2 separate regions of the Mus musculus genome follow, and region 2 is linked to region 1. Evidence: chromatin loops called from intact Hi-C (ENCODE). Cell type or tissue: gastrocnemius. All regions are shown on one strand. Links, peaks and the distances in the headings refer to the core of each region. The heading gives the core; the rest is flanking DNA. Region 1 holds the start of Patl1 (protein associated with topoisomerase II homolog 1 (yeast)). Region 2 holds the start of Osbp (oxysterol binding protein).

Region 1 (5,374 bases), core at 70-5,069:
AACATAATTTTTTTCTATTTGTTTACTATTTATTTCTAAATGACCAGAAAACAAGATTTGGCATCACCAAATTCACTCTTTAAATGTGTAGACTAAATTGGACATGGTGGCACACACCTTTAATCCCAGTCCTTGGGAGGCAAAGACAGGCAGATCTCTGTGAGTCTAAAGTCTACATGGTGAGTTTCAGGATAGAAAGGGCTATGGTATATAGAGAGAGACTGTATCAAGAAACTAAAAATAAAAAAATAAGTAAGATCTGACTAAATATTTTCATGCTTCAAGGGCAAAAATGTCTCCTTTATAACCTCGCAGACCTTTTATAGCACGTGATGGCGACTCGTGTCATCCTGAGTGGATAAAGCAACTACTAAGATGAGTAGTCCACATACTTGAGGGTGTGTCTGAAGATTTTGTCAGAGAAAATTAGATCATGAGCACTGTAATCTAATGAAGAGAGTGTCGTGATTATAATGAGTGATTCAAACTATGAGGGTTTGGAATTGTGATGCCATTCCTGGGAAGTCCTGGAAGGTCAGAGGAAGTGGCAGCTGGTGTGTGCCCCTTGGAAGCTTAATCTTTTTTTTTTTAATTAGATATTTACTTTATTTACATTTCAAATGGTGTCCCCTTTCCTGATTTCCCTCGGAAAACTCCCTAGTCCCTCCCCACCTCCCCCTGGTCACCAACCCACCCTGCTTCCTGGCCCTGGAATTCCCCTATACTGGGGCTTAGAGCCTTCACAGGACCAAGGGCCTCTCCTCTCATTGATGAGCGGCTAGGCCATCCTCTGCTACATATGCAGCTAGAGCCACGAATCCCACCATGTGTGCTCTGTGGTTGGTGATTTAGTCCCTGGGAGCTCTGGGGATACTGGTTAGTTCATACTGTTGTTCATATTGTTGTTCCTCCTATGGAGCTGCAAACCCTTTCATCTCCTTAGGCTCTTTCTCTAGCACCTTCACTGGGGACCCTGTGGGAAACTGAATCTTAAACCTCTTCTATAGCTCAGGTTTTTTCTTCTTCTACAAGAAACAAATGGCCCTTGCCACACACTCCCACTCCAAAACTTGCTAGCACCAAGCACAAATTGCACCCTCAGAAACCTGAATCCAAATTAACATTTCCCCATTTAAACTGTCTACTCAGATATTTTGGTCACAGCACAAAACTAATAGTAGCAAGCCAACAAAAGACGTTTTGTAAATGAGGGGTGGCAGGCTTAAAAAAAGAAGTTATGTCCAGAGTTTGCTAGCTCTTGGTCTACATAGCCTCTCAGTACTTGGGTAATTGTGAAAACCTGTTACCTCACAAATGAAAGTTTGTTTCATAACTCTTGAAAATTACTTATTAGCTTACCTTGCCTTCTCTTCAAGAGTCAATTCTATTTGCTCTTAAGTGATCAGATTTGGGGATTCAGATATCTTAGCTGCCAACTTTGCAACAGTTTCCGGTGGGCAGCTTAAGGCTATCTACTTCTCTCTAACCTCCAGGTTCCTTATCTAGAGAGCAGAGAATGTAACTATTCGATTACTACTTAGTGAGGTAGATATAATTTTACCCATTTTACGAAAGAAAACCTGAAGGGTCAGATGTTTAGAAAGACATGCCCAGTTTCACGCAGCAGTGAAAAAACACGTTTCCCAATCCAGAACTTCTATTTTCAAATCCAATGCTTATAGTAAACTAGTTGATTAATCCAGTCACGCTAACAGTAACGTGTTAAGGAATTAAAGTTCACCATTCATTCCCAGGTGAGACAACCGCCTGAGTGACACTCGTGAGGCAGAGGCAGGCGGATCTCTGCGAGGACAGCCTAGTCTACAGAGTGAATAACAAGACAGCCAAGGCTACACAGAGAAACCCTGGCTCAAAAATAAAATAAAAAATAAGACACCCTCTCAAACGGTCTCGCTACAGGCAATAAAGCACCAAAGCAGCAGACTTCTAGAACCAGGGTGCTGAGGCGGAAGCTGAACAAACTCCGCTGGGCTTCATCCTCAGCGGAAATGGCTGTCCACAGCGCCCAAGCTCACCGACCTTGCTGCGGTGACCCCAGCCCCAAGGCTGCGCGGCCCGTTAGGGCTCTCCCGCTTTCCAACGGGGTGAAGGGCCTGGCATCTAAAAATATCACCTTAGATAATCCTTGTTAAATGTGCCTTCGTCTTTTTCCTAAAACCAAACGCTGTCAACACTTTGGCCTCTATCAATCACAGCCTTGGCCTCCCGACTGATTCAGCCAGCGACCTGTCCCTTTCCAAGAATACTGACTTGCCATACTAGTCCCCCCTCACAGACCAAGTCAAGGCACCCCGAGGAGGACACTGGACGTTAAATGAAATCACCCAAGAATAAATCCCCGATGTTCTCTGCTGAGACGCTTCGGGGGTCGCATCCTGTGACATTCACAAGGCTTTTCTCCGCCCAATCAGTGACGGGAACCTCGTGACTCAAAAGCACTGCGCAACTGTGCAGTTAGGAAAACGGAGGAGGAGCCGCAAGCCGGGGCTCTCTGGGTCATCCCTCTCCGACGGCCCGCGCGTGCGCAGTGTCTCGCCTAGGGATCTCTTTCCCGCCGCTCACACTAGGAAGCCAAACGCCAAATCTGTCCCCGCGCAGCTGCCGCCGCCGGGGCGCCCGCCCAGCCCGAGGCGCGCCTGCGCACGTCCCCACGCACGCTCCGGCGTACGGCGGCGGCCAGGGGTCGCGAGCCGGTGGGAGACCCGCGCGCGCGGAGCAGCCCGGGGAGTCGGCGCTTCTTTTCCCTCCCTCCCCCCACTCCCCTCCCCGCTCCCTTCCCCCCTCCCCAAGAATGTTCCGCTACGAGGTGAGTGGCTGCGACCGGAAGTGACCCCTCCCTCGCCCGCGCGCCCCTTTTTTTTTCCTCTGCTCGCCCGTCGCGCGGGTCTTGTGCGGCTGAGGAGGGGGCAGGGCGCGGGCGGCTGGGAACCCCGCTTCGGCCGCGAGGCTCGGGTGCGGCCCGCAGCGCACCGCGGAGGGGCGGGACTGGCGAGAGCCGGCCGCTGGTTTGCGGCGGGGAGAGCCCGTTAAGTGCGGTAACCTGACCCTTGGCTTGCGCCTCTGCTCGCGGAGCTGCCTTGGAGACCTGCATGGCTCCTACCCGGTGGTTTTTCCTGAGGCAGAATCCCCGGGGAATGCCCACGGAAGCGTTTCCCGCCCTGCCCCCGGAACCCCTTCACCCGGATTACACACAGCCCTGTGCACGCGGGCTGCCGTCAGGTGGAGGGGCAGGGACTGGTCCTCGGGCTGAGACTTCAGTCGGCTTGGAAAGAAGGCTGGGAGTGGGGAGGGGGGCGTGTCCCGCAGAAGTTCCTTCTAGGAGAAGGGAGAAAAAGTGTGGGTTTGGCGACGTTGTTTGGAGAACGGAGCTGTTTGCTGACCGTCTCTTACTGCTGTGTGACCTTGAGCAACTCCTACTCTTGGGGCCAAACAGACTCCGGATTTGTAGTTTAAGGACTGAGCTAGGGAAATCCTTACCGAGTCATCCTGATTTGGTCCAGTAGATGATTGCCATTTCATAGAGAGTTGCTAGAAGTTGCTTCTGGTGTGGAGGCAGTTGCAGGGCTGGCTCTTTAGGGGGAGGAAGATTGGGTAGAAACGGCCCCTAAAAGTTCCCAGGTAAGTTATATCACAAGCTGTTCCCCTAGAGTGTGGAATTCCAATTTGGAATCTTTAAACATTGGAAACAGTAGAAAGCTTGAGCTTACACTTGTGACTCAACTCACTTTTTGTAAACATGAGGAGAGATGATGAGATACTGTGAATAGAAGTTGCCAGAAGCAAAGAAAACTTAGTAAACTGAATAAATCTGTATTGGGATAAGTGATTGAAATTAGGATATACCAAGCTTGTCTAGTGATTTTTACTCCCTGGAGACTGCGGCAAGAGAATCAGGAGTTCTAAGCCAGACTGTACCTAGAGAAATAGTAACTAAAACAAAATAAATTAGAGCATACCCAAGATGTGATGGGGATTCTAGTTTTTGTTCAGCTTTCTAAAATCTTTGCTGTGTTTAATCCTCACACAGATTTCTTTCAAAGTTGTGTTTGGCTCAGAATTACAGTTTAAGGCACAGAGGTATAATACCTAGTACAGAGTCTGAGACATAGAGGTGTCTGGGAGCTGGAGAGATGGCTGCTCTTCCACAAACCCCTGGTTCAGTTCCCAGCACCCACATGGCAGCTCACAGCTTGTAACTACAGTTCCAGGGGACCTAGCATTATCACATAGACAACTTTGTAAGTGTAGAAAGAAGTTGTGATTGTTTTTTAACGCTTAACTTAAATTGCAGCTAAAAAAGATGGTGTTCTGTTTTCTGGCTAGAGTTTAGTCCTACAGGAAAGAGGAAGAAAAATGGACAGACTTAAAAGCATTGGGAAAACGACAGGGATGTAATGAGTAATATGGAATTTTGTTGAAAAAGTTACATGAAACTCAGGATGATAAAGTATTCATTTATAATTACCACTATTTCAAACAGTGATATAAAGGAATTTTGTATCATTAAAAAGGCCCAACTTTAAATGACTATATAAATGTCTTGAGAAATTAATCATCCTTTTTTTTTCTTTTGTAGTCTTTGGAGGATTGTCCTCTAGATGAAGATGAAGATGCATTTCAAGGCCTGGGAGAAGAAGATGAAGAAATTGATCAATTTAATGATGATACCTTTGGGTCAGGTGCAGTTGGTAAGTGACATATTTTATACTGTCTTTGTTGATCTCATCACGACTTTGGTATTAGGTCCACCTGTAATGTGAGTTTTCTGTGTATGCATGTGTGCGGGGGTGGGTAAGCGTGTTCCATGGCTGTCTTGTGAAGGCCAAAGGAAGGCCTCAAGAGTTGGAGCTCACATTCTCCCTTGTTGAGCCAGGATCCCTCCTGTTTCTTCCACAGAGCTACATATGTAAGGCTAGGTGACCCAGAGATCTGGGTCATTCCTGTGCTCCATCTTCTGTCCCAAAGTAGAATATTCGGATTACAGATGTTGACCAATTCATCCAGCTGTGTTCTGGGGGTTAGACTGAGGTTGTCAGATTTGTACATAAATTGATTTTATTTGTCAGATTTGTACATAAATTGATTTTTATTTACTCAGGTGAGCTGAGTGTTCTTCCTGACCCAGTTTTGTTTATATAATACAGTCTTCACTAAATAATAGCAGTTCATCTTCTGTACTGCTCACCAGGGCCTCTTTGCTTCACCTATAATAGCAGGTATTCTCAATTCTCTGTAGCTATAGGTTGCCAATATAAGGAATTTAAATAATTGGAAGTAGACATTTAAATGAGGTTGAAAGTAATCCTGGATAAAGGATGTGTTTGTAGAGAGTTCAAGGAAAACGAAAACTAGT
Region 2 (5,324 bases), core at 325-5,324, 53 kb after region 1:
TGTCTTATCACGCAGACCCCAAATCACCCTGTATAGCCCAGCCTGGCCTTGAATCATGGAGCAAGGAGACCCTGAACGGGAACTTCTGAGACCATAAGGCAAAAATAAATTCTTCTTACCTTAATTTGTTTCTCGGTTCTTCGGTCTCACTAATGAAAACCAACAGTGATTAGGTGGCTGTCTTCCTTTTCTTCCCTTTTGTGCTGAATCATTTTGAAGAAAATGACTGGTAGTGTAACATTCACTTCTATGCTTTGGCACAGTTTTCCAGACCTTAAAGATTTGTTTGCAGATCTCCAACATCAGTAACTGAACTAATATAGTAACTGCCTAACAACAGGCTGGCAGCCCGAGACAGTTCTCTTTGCAACTGTGCTGAAGAAGTCTAAAGTCAGTTTTGCGGAGCCAGAATCCAATTCCATACTCATTTAATTGTGCCTTTATGTCTGTTTGTTAATTAGCAAGCAGAATCAATCACCCTGTGGTCTTAAATAAATTTATTGCCTCCCGCTCCTGGTGTGAGTGGTGCTGGGGGTAGAATCCAGGTTCTTGTGCATGCCAGGCAAGCCCTCCACCAACTGAGCTACATTCTCAGTGTGTCTTTATAAATCACGTGTCTCTATGTGTGTCTCTTTGTGAGTTTGTTCACCTGAATGCAGGTGCCAGGTTAAGTGAAAGGCATTGGATCTTTGGAGCTGGAGTGACCAGTGATTGTGAGTTTGAACTGAGGGATGTCCCATGCAAGAGCAACATTACAACCCTGGAGCCATCTCCCAGACCTCACATTCTCCCCTTGGCTGTCTCTTTGCGTCTGTCATTAAACTGCTTCCTTTAGCTCCTGTAACCAGGGTTTATTTGATTCAGTTTCAATTATTTTGGCAAGACAGTTTTATTCACTAATGGCATTTCTACTTTGTGCTGCAAGATCACAGGGACCTCATAAGAATGTTGTCTCTGGGTTAGTGATGTGAGCTTACTAGGTTGACACGGGGACAGCAAGATCTCCTGGTTTTAAAAGTATGTGTTTCTCCTGAAACACTGAACTGAGGGACATGTGGCACCACAGCTCCCATTTGTTACAGACGCTTGCAGCTGGTCAAAACTCAAATGAGCTTTATTACAACTGCATGATTACAAAGGCCCCCCCTCCCTCTTTCCACTCCTTTCCTGTAAAGGTATTTAACCAAAGTGAGAAGCCAGGCTTTCCAAATCAGACTAGATTCACTCCTTCCTTCCTTCCTTCCTTCCTTCCTTCCTTCCTTCCTTCCTTCCTTCCTTCCTTCCTTCTTTCCATTTGAGACAGGATTTCTCTGTGTAGACTAGGCTGGCCTCGAACTCAGAGATCCACCCACCTCTATCTCTTCAGAGCTGGGATTAAAGGTATGTGCCGACACCTCCCAGCTTAGATTACTTCTTGATATTCATGAGGTAAATAGTTTTTTACAGTATCTAAAAGCAACTCCTAGGACTGGAGAGATGTTAACAGTTCCTGTTCTTCTAGAGAACTTGAGTTCTGTTCCCAGTATTCTTATGGGTTGGCTACCCACCAACTTTAGTTCCAGCTCCAGGGGATTTTATGCCCTCTGCTGGCATCCACAAGTACCTGCACTTAGGTGTACACACACACACACACACACACACACACACAAATCAGAAGAAATGAATAAATAAAAGTTAAACCCTATTCCTACTGCCAGGTCAAAAACTGCTACACTGTAATAGGTGTTAGATTCCCCAAAATGCAGGTTTTGGCTATTTTTGTAATAATAGTTCACAACAGCTCAATGCTGGACTAGTTACTGAAATTTGTGACCTCTAACACAGCTGTAATTAAGCTGATCAAATCTAATCATTCAACACCCAGTTCAAAACAAAACCCTAGCAATAAACAAGAGAATTAATTGTGTTTTTACCACACTAAACCTAACAAGGGCCTTTAGATTTGGAAAAGAGATATAAAGGTAGGTAGTAGGTCTTTGCCAATCTATTCTCCCCGTAAATAAGGTCGGCAACTAGATGGTCAGAATTAATAGAAGTGTATTAGAATCTAGAGTGAAGAGACAGAGGGTAGACCAGGAAAGGGAATGGGGTGAGGATTGGAGGAGTCGTGAGTCCAGGAGGGGGCCGAGGAAGCTCTCTCTGGGTTCTTCCGGAAGCAGGATATGAAAACGGAATCCCTAGGAGACCCAGGAACCATCCATCTCTCTTTATTAAGGCCATCTGCAAGTCTCAATTGAGAAGGAGGGAATTCCACAGCACACCCACATCAAGAGCATTTATAGAGACCCATCACTTCCTTAAAGCTGCAAACGTGCCTGCCCACTTGTGCATCCATGAATTTATTTGCTATCTCGGCCAACTGCAGCTTTCACTGACAATGTCCAGAACCAATCATCTCCAATCATAGCCCTGCCTCTCCACCGACAGGTGAAAGACATAGGTGTCAGCCAATAAAAAATAAGAATGAGTATGTGAAGGCTGGACTCTGCCCCATTTACTTCAATGCATTCAGTAATTGGTAGAAAGGTTTGAGCAGCTGATATCAACCACCAATCCGTAAGGGCGGAAGAGGATGAAGGGCAGCGCGATGGGCGGGGGTGACGTGGCAATGACAGAAGCATAAACTGTAATGACTGACGGAAGTACTAGCCATTCGGAGGCCAAACCGGCCGTGAGCTCTGCATTCTCCCGTCCTCGGACTTCGGAAAGCCACCAATGATTTTGTAGCCCTGCCTGATTGGCTTTCCTGTTAGCCAATCGAAAGCAGGCCTGGAGGACGCGTCGCGCCTTGAGCTTCTCACTGGGCGGAGTAGCATGACAGGCCCGAGAGAAATGCCAATGTCCGCGGGGTCTTCCGCAAGTGACACTTGGCGGCACCAATCGCCGCCCTCCTTCCCGGCAGTCGAGCCCTCCTTCCCGCGGCGGGGCTGGCGGGGCGGGGACGCTGCGCGGCGGCGGCTGAAGCGCTAGCCGTGTTGGGCGCTCCGGGCGGCGGCGGCGGAGCTCGTAGGCGGTTCCGGTCGTGTCTCTCCGGGCGGCGGCGGCTCATGGCGGCGACCGAGCTGAGAGGAGTGGTGGGGCCGGGCCCGGCAGCCATCGCGGCTCCGGGCGGCGGCGGCGCGGGTCCACCCGCGGTGGGAGGCGGCGGCGGACGCGGGGACGCGGGGCCCGGCCCCGGGGTGGCGGCCGCGACGGCGGCGACGGCGGGCGGCCCGGGCCCCGGGGCCGGAGGAGTGGCGGCAGGCGGCCCGGGCTCTGCACCGCCAGCCGCGGGCTCGGGCGGTTCGGGCGCCGGGGGCTCGGGCTCGGCTAGAGAGGGCTGGCTCTTCAAATGGACCAATTACATCAAAGGCTACCAGCGGCGATGGTTCGTGCTGAGCAACGGGCTCCTAAGCTACTACAGGTAACTGCTTCCGGGGCGCCACGCTCACCTGGCCTCCCCCCCTGTGCAGCCCACAGACCCGCGCTGTCACTCTCCGCCGGCTGGCTTCACTGCCAAGGTCGCCCTGGGTCGCTGTCTGTCACCTGCACAGGTTGACAGCTTGCAGAAGTCAGAACCTGCAGATTTGACACACTGCTCTTGTCTCCGCTGTCACCCGCCCCTAGTGCCTCATCTGCCTCCATCCCTGGGTCTTTCCTGTCAGCAATTGTTTGGAGAGCATCTGCTCTGCCATTGTATTTCCGCTACCACGTGGGTGCAATCGCTAATTCTGCAAGTAAGGCACTGTTGTGAAGCTGGAGGGGCACAGACAGCGCGAGCCCGGGCACTGTCCCTCAGGAACTTACAGTGGAAGTTACAACTCCTAACTTTTTGTGCTCTAGTCTCTAAAATTTAATGTTTCTGATACACCCTTGATATACCTGCCCATGTCTACTCAGAATACACATTCCGACATCAGAATACCACACACAGGGAGACTTTGGGATTCTGTCCACCATATGTCTTACCTCTTCAAGCATGCGCGTACTTTCTCGGTCTAGACAGTCCACAATAGAGATGTGTACTCTACCATAGCTTTTACTTTTGCCTGCCCCACCTCTTCCCATGGGAATGACTGTCTTATCCAGCAGTCACCGTGCACCTTTTAGTTTTATTTAAGATTAAGTTTTATTAAAGGAAGAACACATGTTTTTGAAATGATTGTTAAGGTTTCACAGTGCTTATTTTGGTATGGTTAATGTATACTTACTGTGACTCATAGCATGGTCATAACATGTCACACTTCGGGGCTTATATTACTAGACAGAGGTGTTGAGAGGTGATTGGAGGACAGGTTATAAGCTTTCCCAACAGCCTTGCATTGTGGCTGGATGTCTTACATGCAACTGTTCATTTAGTGCGCATAGATCTCCTATCTCCCTGGGAGTTAGGACATGTTCCCATGTTCTTGACAAGAAAGCAGACTCAGCATGCGCAGCTCTCCCAGGGTCTTGGAGAAATCAGGATTTGAAACTACTCTTCATACTTTAAAACCTAAAACCTAGGTTAGTGCTACGTGAACCAGTTAGATACAGAGATAATCACCTAAGACACGGTTTAGGTTTATAGAGTGTGTTACAGTGTGTCTCATGAAGAAAGTACCGAAGTCTACTCTAAGAGGGATTTGCTTAGTATAATAATAACGCCATTTCTGGTTGAAATCTCTTCCCACAGTCCATCCAGTTTGGGAACCCAAGACACTGCTGGGGGCGTGGCTCAGCCTGTATTCCTTTTCAATTTCACCAGTAGTTTCTCTCCTATCAGGAGGCCCATGGGGGACGAATAACCTCCATGAACATCGTTGGCTTGGCTCGTAGAGAATTTTAAAGAAAGCCTGAAGACGAGAGTTATAGGCTGTTGGTGGGAACATTTTTATCGCTCCTCACATAGAAAATGCCTTAGCTCATCCTTGATGCTTAAGCAACGTTAGTTGTTTAGTAGGTGTGACATTTTCATTATTGTGTTCTGAATTAATTTTAATATAACCCTTTCTCCTACTCATCTATAACTCATTTTAGGATTATAACATACATTTAAAGTTTTAGTTTGGCTCAGAGATTTTTTTTTCCCATCTGTTCAAGCTCCATGTCTTGTTTTAATTGACTACTATTCTAATGATTCATATCCTGACTTGGTTTATAAATCTCTAGTAACATTGATTCCTCATATTAAAACTTGTACATTAAGGGCTAGATATAGTGATAACAAGCCTTTACTCCCAGCAAAAGGCAGAGGCAGGTGGATCTTTATGAGTTTGAACCATAGCTACAAAACAATGAAAACCAAACCAAGCAAAAAACCAACTGTATTATCTAAGGGCTTTAATAATGTGTAGTCTTGGGTT

What was found. A loop is a pair of places that touch in the nucleus more often than their neighbours do. Peaks named below come from ENCODE experiments on the same cell type or tissue, not always from the same donor. Only the 100,000 strongest peaks of a DNase experiment are listed, where the experiment ranks them.
Region 2: a loop joins it to region 1, with 2.1 times the contacts of the local background. A loop is called at or near these places in 11 of 42 quality-filtered maps.

What each region holds. Positions count from the first base shown.
Region 1 is chr19:11,909,751-11,915,124 of GRCm38, forward strand. Patl1 (protein associated with topoisomerase II homolog 1 (yeast)) reads left to right here and starts at 2,649. Exons shown (of 19, transcript NM_172635.3): 1 at 2,649-2,827; 2 at 4,598-4,709. The coding sequence starts at 2,813. Gm31092 (a long non-coding RNA gene) reads right to left here and starts at 2,657. Exons shown (of 2, transcript XR_386559.3): 1 at 2,346-2,657. In gastrocnemius, for the core only: no CTCF peak of the experiment used is centred there; DNase peaks (open chromatin) are centred at 2,057 and 2,561; H3K4me3 peaks cover 3,234 bases; H3K27ac peaks cover 2,862 bases.
Region 2 is chr19:11,962,894-11,968,217 of GRCm38, forward strand. Osbp (oxysterol binding protein) reads left to right here and starts at 2,951. Exons shown (of 14, transcript NM_001033174.1): 1 at 2,951-3,403. The coding sequence starts at 3,048. In gastrocnemius, for the core only: no CTCF peak of the experiment used is centred there; DNase peaks (open chromatin) are centred at 2,742 and 3,439; H3K4me3 peaks cover 3,210 bases; H3K27ac peaks cover 3,296 bases.